Regions from separate parts of the Homo sapiens genome. Here all the other regions are linked to region 2. The links are chromatin contacts, found by Hi-C or POLR2A ChIA-PET in ENCODE. All regions are on one chromosome and are shown on one strand. Each heading gives the region's core, a stretch centred on a gene start or an enhancer-like site at or near the end of the contact. The rest is flanking DNA. Distances are from core to core; before and after follow the strand shown.

What was found. Hi-C counts contacts between places; a loop is a spot of excess contacts on that map. ChIA-PET counts read pairs that join two places held with the same protein, here RNA polymerase II (POLR2A). Pooled maps may share reads with other maps.
Region 1: a map with no recorded cell type shows a loop between it and region 2 (9-fold over the local background). The contact joins the enhancer-like site here to the promoter of CDKN1B in region 2. A Hi-C loop is called at or near these places in 4 of 168 maps with a recorded cell type or tissue (CD4-positive, alpha-beta memory T cell, CD8-positive, alpha-beta T cell, GM12878 and 1 more), 7 of 37 single-sample maps with no recorded cell type and 16 of 50 pooled maps. POLR2A ChIA-PET finds 5 or more read pairs at or near these places in 4 of 52 experiments (activated CD4-positive, alpha-beta memory T cell, activated T-cell, activated naive CD4-positive, alpha-beta T cell and 1 more).
Region 3: a pooled map shows a loop between it and region 2 (5-fold over the local background). The contact joins the enhancer-like site here to the promoter of CDKN1B in region 2. A Hi-C loop is called at or near these places in 1 of 168 maps with a recorded cell type or tissue (OCI-LY7), 1 of 37 single-sample maps with no recorded cell type and 3 of 50 pooled maps.
Region 4: a pooled map shows a loop between it and region 2 (6-fold over the local background). The contact joins the enhancer-like site here to the promoter of CDKN1B in region 2. A Hi-C loop is called at or near these places in 2 of 168 maps with a recorded cell type or tissue (IMR-90 and OCI-LY7), 1 of 37 single-sample maps with no recorded cell type and 5 of 50 pooled maps.

Annotation. Positions count from the first base shown.
Region 1 is chr12:14,389,596-14,392,295 of GRCh38, reverse strand. The region is part of intron 1 of ATF7IP (activating transcription factor 7 interacting protein); the gene reads right to left. Among named protein-coding and RNA genes, the nearest start is that of ATF7IP, 25 kb to the right of the region's middle. Within about 2 kb of position 1,280, at least 2 of the 41 ENCODE cell types and tissues checked have a DNase peak (open chromatin) inside an H3K27ac peak, as active enhancers do; they include CD8-positive, alpha-beta T cell, where a contact is called at or near this core.
Region 2 is chr12:12,715,918-12,718,617 of GRCh38, reverse strand. It overlaps CDKN1B (cyclin dependent kinase inhibitor 1B), which reads right to left and starts at 1,250. Exons shown (of 3, transcript NM_004064.5): 1 at 304-1,250. The coding sequence starts at 778. It also overlaps a transcript of GPR19 not described here. RefSeq lists silencers at 684-872, 1,297-1,866 and enhancers at 1,047-1,146, 1,227-1,276.
Region 3 is chr12:14,613,629-14,616,328 of GRCh38, reverse strand. GUCY2C (guanylate cyclase 2C) reads left to right here. Exons shown (of 27, transcript NM_004963.4): 26 at 1,386-1,462. PLBD1-AS1 (PLBD1 antisense RNA 1) reads right to left here. Exons shown (of 6, transcript NR_120465.1): 4 at 1,759-1,807. Among named protein-coding and RNA genes, the nearest start is that of PLBD1, 47 kb to the right of the region's middle. RefSeq lists a silencer at 1,429-1,478 and enhancers at 2,011-2,260, 2,281-2,380, 2,391-2,440. Within about 2 kb of position 1,373, at least 7 of the 41 ENCODE cell types and tissues checked have a DNase peak (open chromatin) inside an H3K27ac peak, as active enhancers do; they include OCI-LY7, where a contact is called at or near this core.
Region 4 is chr12:14,155,891-14,158,676 of GRCh38, reverse strand. No RefSeq gene overlaps it. Among named protein-coding and RNA genes, the nearest start is that of GRIN2B, 180 kb to the right of the region's middle. Within about 2 kb of position 1,401, at least 2 of the 41 ENCODE cell types and tissues checked have a DNase peak (open chromatin) inside an H3K27ac peak, as active enhancers do; they include OCI-LY7, where a contact is called at or near this core.

The DNA.
Region 1 (2,700 bases), core at 31-2,530, 1.7 Mb before region 2:
TAGACCAGATTTCTCCCAACTCCATTCTTCCTGAAATGATGATTTTTAAAAGAAAAAAAAGAAAAAAAAAAGATCTGTGCTAAAGGGAGTCTTGTGAAACAAATGCAACCAATATTTAATTTGTGCTACACTTCACTTGACTTTATATTTGTTATCCTCATTTAAACCCCAATATTAGTTCTTTATGATAAACATTATTCCCATTTTAAAAACAAGAAAAACTGAGGTTCTGAAAATAAGTAACTTGCCTCATTCCATAAAAATACCTAAGACTTGGCCAGGCATGGTGGCTCACACCTGTAATCCCAGCACTTTTGGAGGCCGAGGCAGGCAGATCACTTGAGGTCAGGAGTTCGAGACCAACCTGGCCAACATGGTGAAACCCCGTGTCTACTAAAAATACAAAATTAGCCAGGCATGGTGGCGCACGCCTATAATCCCAGCTACTCAGGAGGCTGAGGCAGGAAGACCGCTTGAACCTGGGAGGCGGAGGTTGAAGTGAGCTGAGATAGCACCATTGCACTCCAGCTTGGGCAACAAGAGCAAAACTCTGTCTCAAAACAAACAAACAAACAAACAAAATACCTAAGACTTACTGAACACATAATCATAAATAGGTACTGTACTTTGAGCACTATATATCCATTTTTCATATAACCTATAACTAATGAGAGGAAGAACATGGATTCACCCTGACTCTGTTTGACTCAAAGTTGGTGTTCTTCCAACGACCCATCTCATTTAATGATCAGGGATAACACAAAGAGGTTAAATATTTATCCAAAACTACACAATTACTTAATAACAGTACGAGAGCAGAAGTAATCTTTTCCTAACTTCTATACTAATGTTTTCCACTATGTATGCCATGGTACAGGTATTTCTATATCCAACAAAGGGATACACGAGTCAGATAGTTCTACTGGCAGTTGGCTAGCTGTATCTGCCTTACTTCAGAAGGAAAGACAAGATTCCCTCAGGCAGATGCAGAAGCAACTCCTCAGACCTCTCTCCAGTGTTAAGGTCCCTCTTTCACTAAACTGATGAAGATTTGCTAAATCAATTTGTGCTGTTTTCACAATTTCCATATTCACATATTAATGACTAATAACAGACTGTTACATATCACCAACAGAGAACTCTTTGTGAGAGTTCTAACCTGAGCAATTAAAAAACAATCACTTATTTGAATAGACATTAGGCTTTCTCTCAAATCACTTTCTCTTTTCAAAGTGTGAAGAGCAGTAAAGCAGGGGAGTCACTGTTTCCTGTGCAAGTTAATCACTTTTTCAATTTTCTCTAAAGTTGAACTCTAACTAGAAAACCATTTTCCAAAAAGGCATAACATTCTTTTAGCACTTCCTTAGAGTTACCAATGTCGTGGTATTATTTGAATGTTAACAAGCTGGCTTTCACTCTGGGAAATGTGGAATTCAAATTTAAGTCAGATCAAGATTATAAATTATCATGTTTCATGCATCATCAAGGTAGTCTTCACATAGACACTGTAAATGTTAAATTAATAAATGTAAATAGATGTAAGTTTTCAACAAAAATAAAGTTTGTAATGGCCTAACGGCCATTATCTAATCTAGTGTACGGTTAAGAAAACATTCTATTAGGAAATTTACTCATTATTTTCAGTGATAAACTTCTTAGCTCAACTAATTTGAGCAAAAATCTTTTATAAAATGTTATTTCATTTATCTGTTCAGTAAACTGCATAGCTTGAATACACTTTAACTTTTTCTTATTCAGTATCACCATTAAGAACATCAAGTTGATAGTGATGTCCTTTAACACAGCGGTAACATTTAAAGAAAACAGAACTGATTATCACATAAAAGATCTCAAGGTACTTAGATGTTTCTAATTAGTATTTCTTTAATCTCTTCACTTTCAATCGTTACTTGTTGTTATGCCATTGGATCTCCTTCATTTGGCTCCCATGGCACTCTATATAAAATTAGGACAAAGTGAAAGGTTACAAAAGGTGCCATATCTTCTAAAGAGTAAACTGACTTTATATATTCTAAGTCTCTCCTACCAAGTAAAGTAGGCTAAATTTTACTTATGTTTACTTTCTTTTGGGTTAGAAGTTATATTTTAGATATTTAAGGCTGCCAATAAACTATCAAATACGTAGGATAGGTCTTTAAAAGGAACTGTCTTCCAAGGCCACGCAGGTAACGTGATTCAGTGAAGAGGACCAGAGGTGGGCAAGAGAAGGCCCTATCTGAAGGAGACAGCATCTATACTCAATTGTAGATTGCTATCCTCAAGCAAAAATGTTGTTTGCTTTTCAAGAGGCAAGACATCTAGATTTTTAGGTAAAATCTGACAACTTTAAATGTTAACAATTAGAGAAATGGGGCTGGGGGCGGTGGCTCACGCCTGTAATCCCAGCACTTTGGGAGGCCGAGGCGGGCGGATCACCTAAGGTCAGGAGTTCAAGACCAGCCTCAACATGGAGAAACCCAGTCTCTACTAAAAATACAAAATTAGCCGGGCGTGGTGGTGCATGCCTGTAAACCCAGCTACTCGGGAGGCTGAGGCAGGAGAATTGCTTGAACCTGGGAGGCAGAGGTTGCGGTGAGCCGAGATCGCGCCATTGCACTCCAGCCTAGGCAACAAGAGCGAAACTCCGTCTCAAAAACAAAAAAAACAAAAAACAAACAATTAGAGAAATGGGCTGGTGAC
Region 2 (2,700 bases), core at 1-2,500:
CCCTAGCCAGGAGGCGGACCGTTGATAAACATCCCAACTTTGTCACATACCTAGGAGTTGCTAGTGAGAGGGACCGCGATGTATTAAGTTAGGGAAATTATCGGATCTTACCATCTCCAGTTTCTGACTTAAAAGTCACAAACAGACAAGCAGTGGGCCAGGTAGCACTGAACACCTAAGACCAATAAAGTTAGCTCTCCCAAAGCTAAATCAGAATACGCCGAAAAGCAAGCTAAGGTTAACACCCTCCAGCAGGCAAAGCGGGGCCCCAAACACATTCTATGGTTGGGAAAGGGTCATTACCGTCGGTTGCAGGTCGCTTCCTTATTCCTGCGCATTGCTCCGCTAACCCCGTCTGGCTGTCCGACGGATCAGTCTTTGGGTCCACCAAATGCGTGTCCTCAGAGTTAGCCGGAGCCCCAATTAAAGGCGCCGCCGGGCGGCTCCCGCTGACATCCTGGCTCTCCTGCGCCGGCACCTTGCAGGCACCTTTGGGGGGCCGCGGGGGTCTGTAGTAGAACTCGGGCAAGCTGCCCTTCTCCACCTCTTGCCACTCGTACTTGCCCTCTAGGGGTTTGTGATTCTGAAAATCGAAATTCCACTTGCGCTGGCTCGCCTCTTCCATGTCTCTGCAGTGCTTCTCCAAGTCCCGGGTTAACTCTTCGTGGTCCACCGGGCCGAAGAGGTTCCTGCAGGCCGAGGGCTTGGGGTGCTCCGCCTGCCTGGCGTCCATCCGCTCCAGGCTAGGGCTCCCGTTAGACACTCGCACGTTTGACATCTTTCTCCCGGGTCTGCACGACCGCCTCTCTCGCACTCTCAAAAAAACAAAACCGAACAAAACAAAGCGCCCCTACGCAGCCCGAACCCCTCTCGGAAGCCCAGCGACTGCCCTCGGAGCCAAAAGACACAGACCCCGACGAGCCACGGCCCGAGCTCTAGGAGCGCGCAGGGGCTGCGGGGAAGCCCCGGCCCGGCCGCCGAGTCTCCGCTGATCAAATGGACTGGCGAGCGGGAGGGCGGAGAGGAGAGGGGACCAGGCAAGCGGAGAGGGTGGCAAAGCCCGTCCGAGTCTGGGCGGGTGCAAGCCCGCGGGTCCCGCGAACCCAGCCGCTCTCCAAACCTTGCCGGCGTCGGAGTCGCAGAGCCGTGAGCAAGCGGGGACAGGGGAGGGGGAGAAAAACACCCCGAAAAGACGAGCCCCCTTTTTTTAGTGGCCCAATATGGCGGTGGAAGGGAGGCTGACGAAGAAGAAAATGATTGACACGGCGAGTCTATTTAAACAGAGGAGGAGATCCATTGGTTGCGGCGGCGGGAGCCGCCCCGCCGAGGCTGGCGAGCGCGGCCTTAAGGTGGCCCCGGCGCGGTTCCGCCACCTCCCCTCGTTCCCGAGCGCGCCGCCTCCCCGAGCGCCGCCGGGAGATTGGCTGGTCGCGTGACTGCTGGAGGGGTACTGCTGCCAACAAACCTGCTCTGGCTGGCCTCGGAGAAATTAAAATTAAGACAAACAAACTAGCCAAACGGCCGGGAACCTGGGGCGGGGCCTGAGGTTCGGGGCCCGGCGCTGCGTTGGCGGGTTCGCCGCGGCGCCTAAGCCCCGACCTCCCTCCCGCTCCTCGCCCGGGAAGCCGGGACCTGGACCAGAGGACCGCGAAGGTCGCCGGCAGCTCGCTAGGAGCCGGGGTGGCGAGCTGCCCCCAGCTCGGCCCTCCCCAGCGGCCCCCACCTCGTGGTCTGCGGGGGAGGCCGCGGAGCGTTTGCTGGGGGGGCTGGGCGCCCCCCCGCCGGCGTGCCTTTGCTGGGGGCTGGTGGAGGCAGTGGGCAATGGTTCGCTCAGCCTTAACCCAGAAGTTTCTGCCATCCCTGGGGAGGCTGGGGGCCTAGGGAAGAAGCCAAAGCGAACGTCTTTCTTTTAGAAATTAGCCAGGAGTAGACGCGGCACTTATCATGAACTCAAGCTCTCCCTCAATGAAAATAAGAAAGGAACTCAAGATTAAAAAAAAAAAACAAAAAACTCTAGTCTCTCAAGTCCCTTAATAAACTTTGTAGCTGTCTCAGACACGTTTAGTTTTGAAAAACGAGGGTACACCCCTGGCCCAGGATCTTCCTTCCCAAGCACAGTTAAGGCCATGGACATTGGCTGCGTGTGGGAACTCGTCCCTTTCTACTTTTCTGTTCTTTCCCGGGATTGTAGCAGTTTCCTCTACCTGAGTCCAGCCGCCAAATACAACAGCTCCTTCCTTCCTCCACCCTTCTCTCTCACCAGATTTCACTGCTCCAACAAACTCAGAACAATATTCAGATGCTAGTGAATGCTTTCAGAGGGCTGAAGGGTGAAAATACTCCCCTCGGGGTCAAACTCCAGATGATGAAATGATTTTTAAAACACCACAACCATGTCCTAACGTCCGATACTAGTATTCCAGCGTTTCTCTTCTCCCTTTTGCAGCTGGAAATTTCTCTCTCAGTGTGGGCTTGAGCACCGTGGTGGAAGGTAAAGTAGGACGATGAGCAGGGCTGCCCTGAGACAAAGCTCAGTGGATCTTCAACTGCCTCCCCACCCCCATGCCCGGTACCCATCATCTTGGTTTGAGCCAAAGTTAATGCATTTTACTGGAAACCAACCTTCCGTTCTAATATTACACAGCAGCAAAGTTTTCTTAAGCACCTATGCTACAGATGAGCTTGATGTGTAGCTTGTTT
Region 3 (2,700 bases), core at 124-2,623, 1.9 Mb before region 2:
ATTTGAATCAAAACCCTTGTCCCCCCACTTACTTCCCTACTCTTACTACACACTGCTGCTATGATCTGAGGTCACCTCTCTTGCCAGTTGCTTTACTATTCGGAAGCTCTAGAATCACAAGGAGTGAATGACAAGGTGTGGCCCCATTCTCCTCCTCTTCCTCATCTGGAAGCTTGTTAAAATGCAGATGTGTGGACACTCTACCAGGCCTACTATGCAAGATTCTCTGTGGGCGTAGATCAGAAATCTATATTTTTAACAAGATAATGTGTTTGTGACCACACTAATATTTGAGAATCGCTATTCCAGATTCTTCATGCAGTTCCTCACATTTAAAACAGCTGCCCTCCATAGCCATCAGTTGTCTCCAAATGCTTCTCAGGCTGCTTTTCCAAAGTTATTGGAATCTTTTCACAACTGGCAAAGCCAGCTATTAACTGTAAGTTACCTGTCTCCGGTAGCCATAATGCTTCTGGCCTTTACATTTGGATTGCACCTTGGAAAAGTCTCCTTTTACGTAAAAGTGTCCTAACATCACACTTGCTTTTTGAGTCCTCCATAAGTACATTTTTTACAAAGAACACTTACCCCAAAATAGAACCAGTTTATGGATTGCTATGGTCCAAACACAGCCAGTGAACCACTACTTTTTTAAATGAGTTTAACAATATATATCAATTATATATATATATATATCAATCACTCATTTTTAAATTATTGATATATATTATAGATATATATTATTAAACTCATTTTTTAAAAATAGTGGTTCACTGGCTGTGTTTGGGCCATATGTATTTTGTATCTCTTTTTCAAATACCAGCTTTAGCAAAAACAGGGTTTCCAGTATTCCAGTAAATTTCCATACATTCCGTAGCCTCCAGATGGGCCCCAGAAATGCCACTTAATGAGTTCTTAATTGTGATGTACATGTGTTTGTAATAAGATAGGGAAACTGTAGCAAAAGTTTTGTAGCAAAACTTTATTGCAAAAAGGGCTAGAAGGAAATATGGACAATGACAACCAGTTGGATTTGTTGACGTAGCAGAATTGTAGATGAATTTTCTTCCTTTTTAAGTTAGAGTTCTTGTGATGTTGCTAGAGTGATATTTTAAAATGTCTTTTGGGGAAAAAAAAGAAAACTCTACTTTGAGAAAAGGATGTCTGCTGAATGAGAAACTTATTTTTAAAAAGGCACTTGGAAATAAAAATCTGTCTAGAGATAATGCAAATCATAACAGGAATGTGTGATGTGCTTAAATATTGGCACTGATGAGAAATGCGGAAGTGAAACATGTCACAGAAACAGATCATTATGGAAACAGTGGTCTACAACTGAACTGACTCCTTGGACTCCGTGGTACGTAACTCTTTTGTCTTACCAGGGAAGAGGAAATGAGACTACCTACTGGCTGACTGGGATGAAGGACCAGAAATTCAACCTGCCAACCCCTCCTACTGTGTAAGCTTCTGGGTGTGGCAGGGACAGGGAGGAAATTAGAGATCTTGGCTTTGTTAGTTACAGCCAATTTAAATTGGCAAATGCCTTACAAGTGGCATATATTGCATAAGAAGTAAGGGACTATACATGAGAAGGTTTAGAAACCTCCCTTCCTAGACTGCAAGAAGGGGATTATCCTGAAACCCTGCATTTTCCTGAGACCTCAATGAAACAGAAAAGTATTTAGCCTTGGCTTCCCTGTCTGGAACACAGACTTGCTTCCCTGAATCAGATGTGGGGGCTCAGTATAAAACTACCTTTTTTTTTTTCCACTGTGGATCCTTTATCCCAAGAGGGAGCTTCCACCTGGAAAAGAGGAAGAATGAACAGACTATTTAGAACTTGAGGAGATTTTGTTATTTCATTTATTTCATTTTATTTACTGGCTCTGTATTCATGATATTTTTAACTGTCAAAATTATGTTTTAAATGCCTTATCTGCATTAAAGTATACTTAACTTATAGTTTATGCAGAAAATATACTATATATTAGACAAGAATGAGTTAAAAGTTTCCTGAGTCTGGGTATGAGCTTCTACCTATTCTGTCCACTTTCTTAGACTGTACCAGTCATCATCTTGTTCTTGCTGAAAAACTGACTATATTGCCCTGCAATAAAGCATGGCAAAGCTAGCGTTGTGTTCCAGGCTTGCTCGGGAGAACAGAAGACACTTTAGAGTTCACTTCATGCATGTCTTGTTCTGACAAGAGTGGAGCATACTGGGGGCAAAGAGGCTCTCTGCATTCCACTCCTGTCTTCATCTTTCTGTTGAGTTGCCTGATGAAAACAGGACCTGCCCCAACCCCAAGACTGCGGTTCTGGGTCTTAACATGAAGTCTGTGTTCTCCCTGAGATGAGGAAGACAAAGTTTCAGGGTTAACTGACAGGTTTCACTTCTCCTAAAGGTGACTCAAGCTGTCACCCAGTTGCCTGTCAATACATGTTACTGCAGCCATATGGCCATTTCCTTGGCTTTTGCTATGGTTGAGAAACTCTGTCTTGCAGAGGCCTAGATGTCAGACCCAGAGAGATGGCAACCTTCTAGAAAAGCCAAAACAACCCAAATCTTCCCTGGGGCATGAGAAACCTGGCTCCTTACTTGGAGTGTTCCAGGTCCATTCTAAACTCGTGGTCCCCTCCACCATTCTAAGCCTTCCCCAAACAAGACTCACACTGTTAAGTATGTGTGGGACCAATG
Region 4 (2,786 bases), core at 152-2,651, 1.4 Mb before region 2:
TATCTTAATCTGTTCCTGCTGCTATAACAAAATACTGAGAGTGGATAATTTATAAATAACAGAAATATGGGCAGGCGCAGTGGCTCATGCCTGTAATCGCAGCACTTTGGGAGGCAGAGGCAGGCAGATCACAAGGTCAAGAGATTGAGGCCATCCTGGCCAACATGGTGAAACCCCATCTCTACTAAAAAATACACAAATTAGCTGGGGATAGTGTCACGTGCCTGTAGTCCCAGTTATTCGGGAAGCTGAGGCAGGAGAATCGCTTGAACCCAGGAGGTGGAGGTTGCAGTGAGCCGAGATCACGCCACTGCACTCCAGCTTGCTGACAGAGCAAGACTCCATCTCAAAAAAGAAAGAAGAAAAAAGAAAAACGGAAAAAGAAATATATTTTTCGCAGTTCTGGAGGCTGGGAAGTCCAAGACCAAGTTGCTGGCAGATTTGGTAGAAAGTAGAATTGCTCTGAGAATGTATTCAATAAAGAGTTTTAAATTTAGTAAAGGAGAAACAAGCAGAAAATTTGAATATTAAAATAAGACAGTTGCTTTTGGTGACGAATTACTTTGTATATACTGGTTAAACATTTTTGAGAGAGTGGAGATTCTACTTTCTACAGTAGCAACACAAATAAGCTCAAATAACCTGCTTTATTAGATTTACCACAAATAACAACATATCTGCTCTATTTGGCCAGAATTGTAGGTTTGTTATCACAGCAATTTTCTTAGTGTTATATATTTTTCAGTGGATGTTTTCCAACATGTTCTTGGGTTCACATTATAGTACAACATTACTCAGTTTATAAGCAAATTGAGAATTAATTATCTACATTTTATTTAAACAACAGTCTTGTAGATGTGTAGTATGAGTTACAGTAGCCAAGACAGCAAATCCTACAACATTCTGTTGTCTCATTAATTACCAGACATCATCTATACGTAACACCAAACAAATCTCTCAGATTTGATGTCTGGTAAAATTTCTCTCTCTGCTTTCAAGATGGTGCCCTGTTGCTGCATCTTTTGATGAGGACAAACTCTATGTCCTCACATAGCAGAAGAGAAGAAGGGGCAAACTCACTTCCTCAAGCCCTTTTGTAAGCACAAAATCTCATTCATAAAGGTGAAGTCCTTATGACTTAATCACCCTCCGATGGCCCCACTTTCTAATACCATCACCTTGTGTATTAGCTGCTAACATATGAATTTTGGAGGGATGCATACATTCAAATCATAACAAACATCTGTCTGATGCTTAATTCAAAGCTCTCTCACTCCTCTCTCCAGTTCAGGTTTCAGGGGCCTAGAGGAAGGGAGTGAACCCTCTTTAATTATCAGGCCCAGTGAAGCATTGAATTGTGACAGTGTGTGACAGCAGTCATGTTTCACTTCCCTTTGAGCTAAATCATTTCATCTTAAAGCCACCTGCTCTGTGGGCTCTAGAGTAACTGATGCCAAGTAGCCATAAAATGCATTGCACTGGACATCATAACTCATACACTGTAGTTCAACAACGTAAAGCCAATCACTAACCAATGTTAATTCCATAAATCAGTGAGAATTCCTGTCTAACAACTTTGTATCTGCCCACTCCTTCTCCCCTTTTGCCTTTAAAAACCTGCTTGTAACAAAGACTAAATAGAAGCACTCCTCAAGGCAGCTTAAATGTGTGTCCCAGGTAGCCATCCTCAACCTTGGCGCAAATAAACTCTCTATGTTAATTGTGCCTTTATTTCTTTCTTTAGGTCAACAGGGTGGCTGTCATCACCTGCTCTTTCCATCTCCCTCCTTCCTCCATTGCTTACCTCCCTGAGACTGAGTCAGGAACAAGGCTGAGGGATGCAGATGGTGGCACCTCCCCACGTTTCTTTTAATCATTCTCACTGTCTGGCTGGTTGCTTGAAGGGTAGTGGTTTGCCACTGGTAGTACTGGGAATGACTTTAGATGCTCCTGATAAGGCTCCATCCCAGGTGCTCTGTTGGCATTGGTATTGAGGACATCTGTCCTCCAAGGTTCCCTACTGAGGGTCTGCAGCAAATTGTAGAATCCATCTTCTGCATGCCTCAGGAAACAGAGACCCAAGGGAATCATCTGTGCCCCTCCCCCATCGAGCTATACCCCTGAGTCCTGCTCCTTGGTGCTCCTTCTCTTGCTCTGGGGCAGGTCAGCAAGCCCAGTGGCCTTAGGCGGTGGCTTCTTCTCCTCCTCCTCCTCCTTCTCCTTCTTTTTCTTCCTCCTCTTCCTCCTCCTCTTCTTCCTCTTCCTCCTCCTCCTCCTTCTTCCTATATGTTTGCATTATTTAATTTTTAAATTTTAACTTTTATTTTAAATGTGGAGGGTGCATGTGCAGGTTTGAACCCAGGTTGTGAGCATAGTAGCCAATAGGTAGTTTTTCAACTCACACACCACTCTTCCCTTGCCTCCCCTCTCTAGTAGTCCACAGTGTCCATGTTTGTCCGTGTGTGCTCAATGTTTAGTTCCCACCAATAAGTGAGAACAAGTGGTATTTGGTTTTCTGTTCCTGCATTAATTCACTCAGGATAATGACCTCCAGCTCCAACCATGTTGCTGCAAAGGACATGATTTCATTCTTTTTCATGGCTGTGTAGTATTCATTCCATGGTGTATATGTACCACATTTTCTTTATCTGATCCACCATTGATGGGCACCTAGGTTGATTCCATGTCTTTGCTATTGTGAATAGCACAGTGATGAACATACCAGTGCATGTGTCCTTTGGTGTAATGATCTACTTTTCTTTGGGTATATACCCAGTAATGGGGTT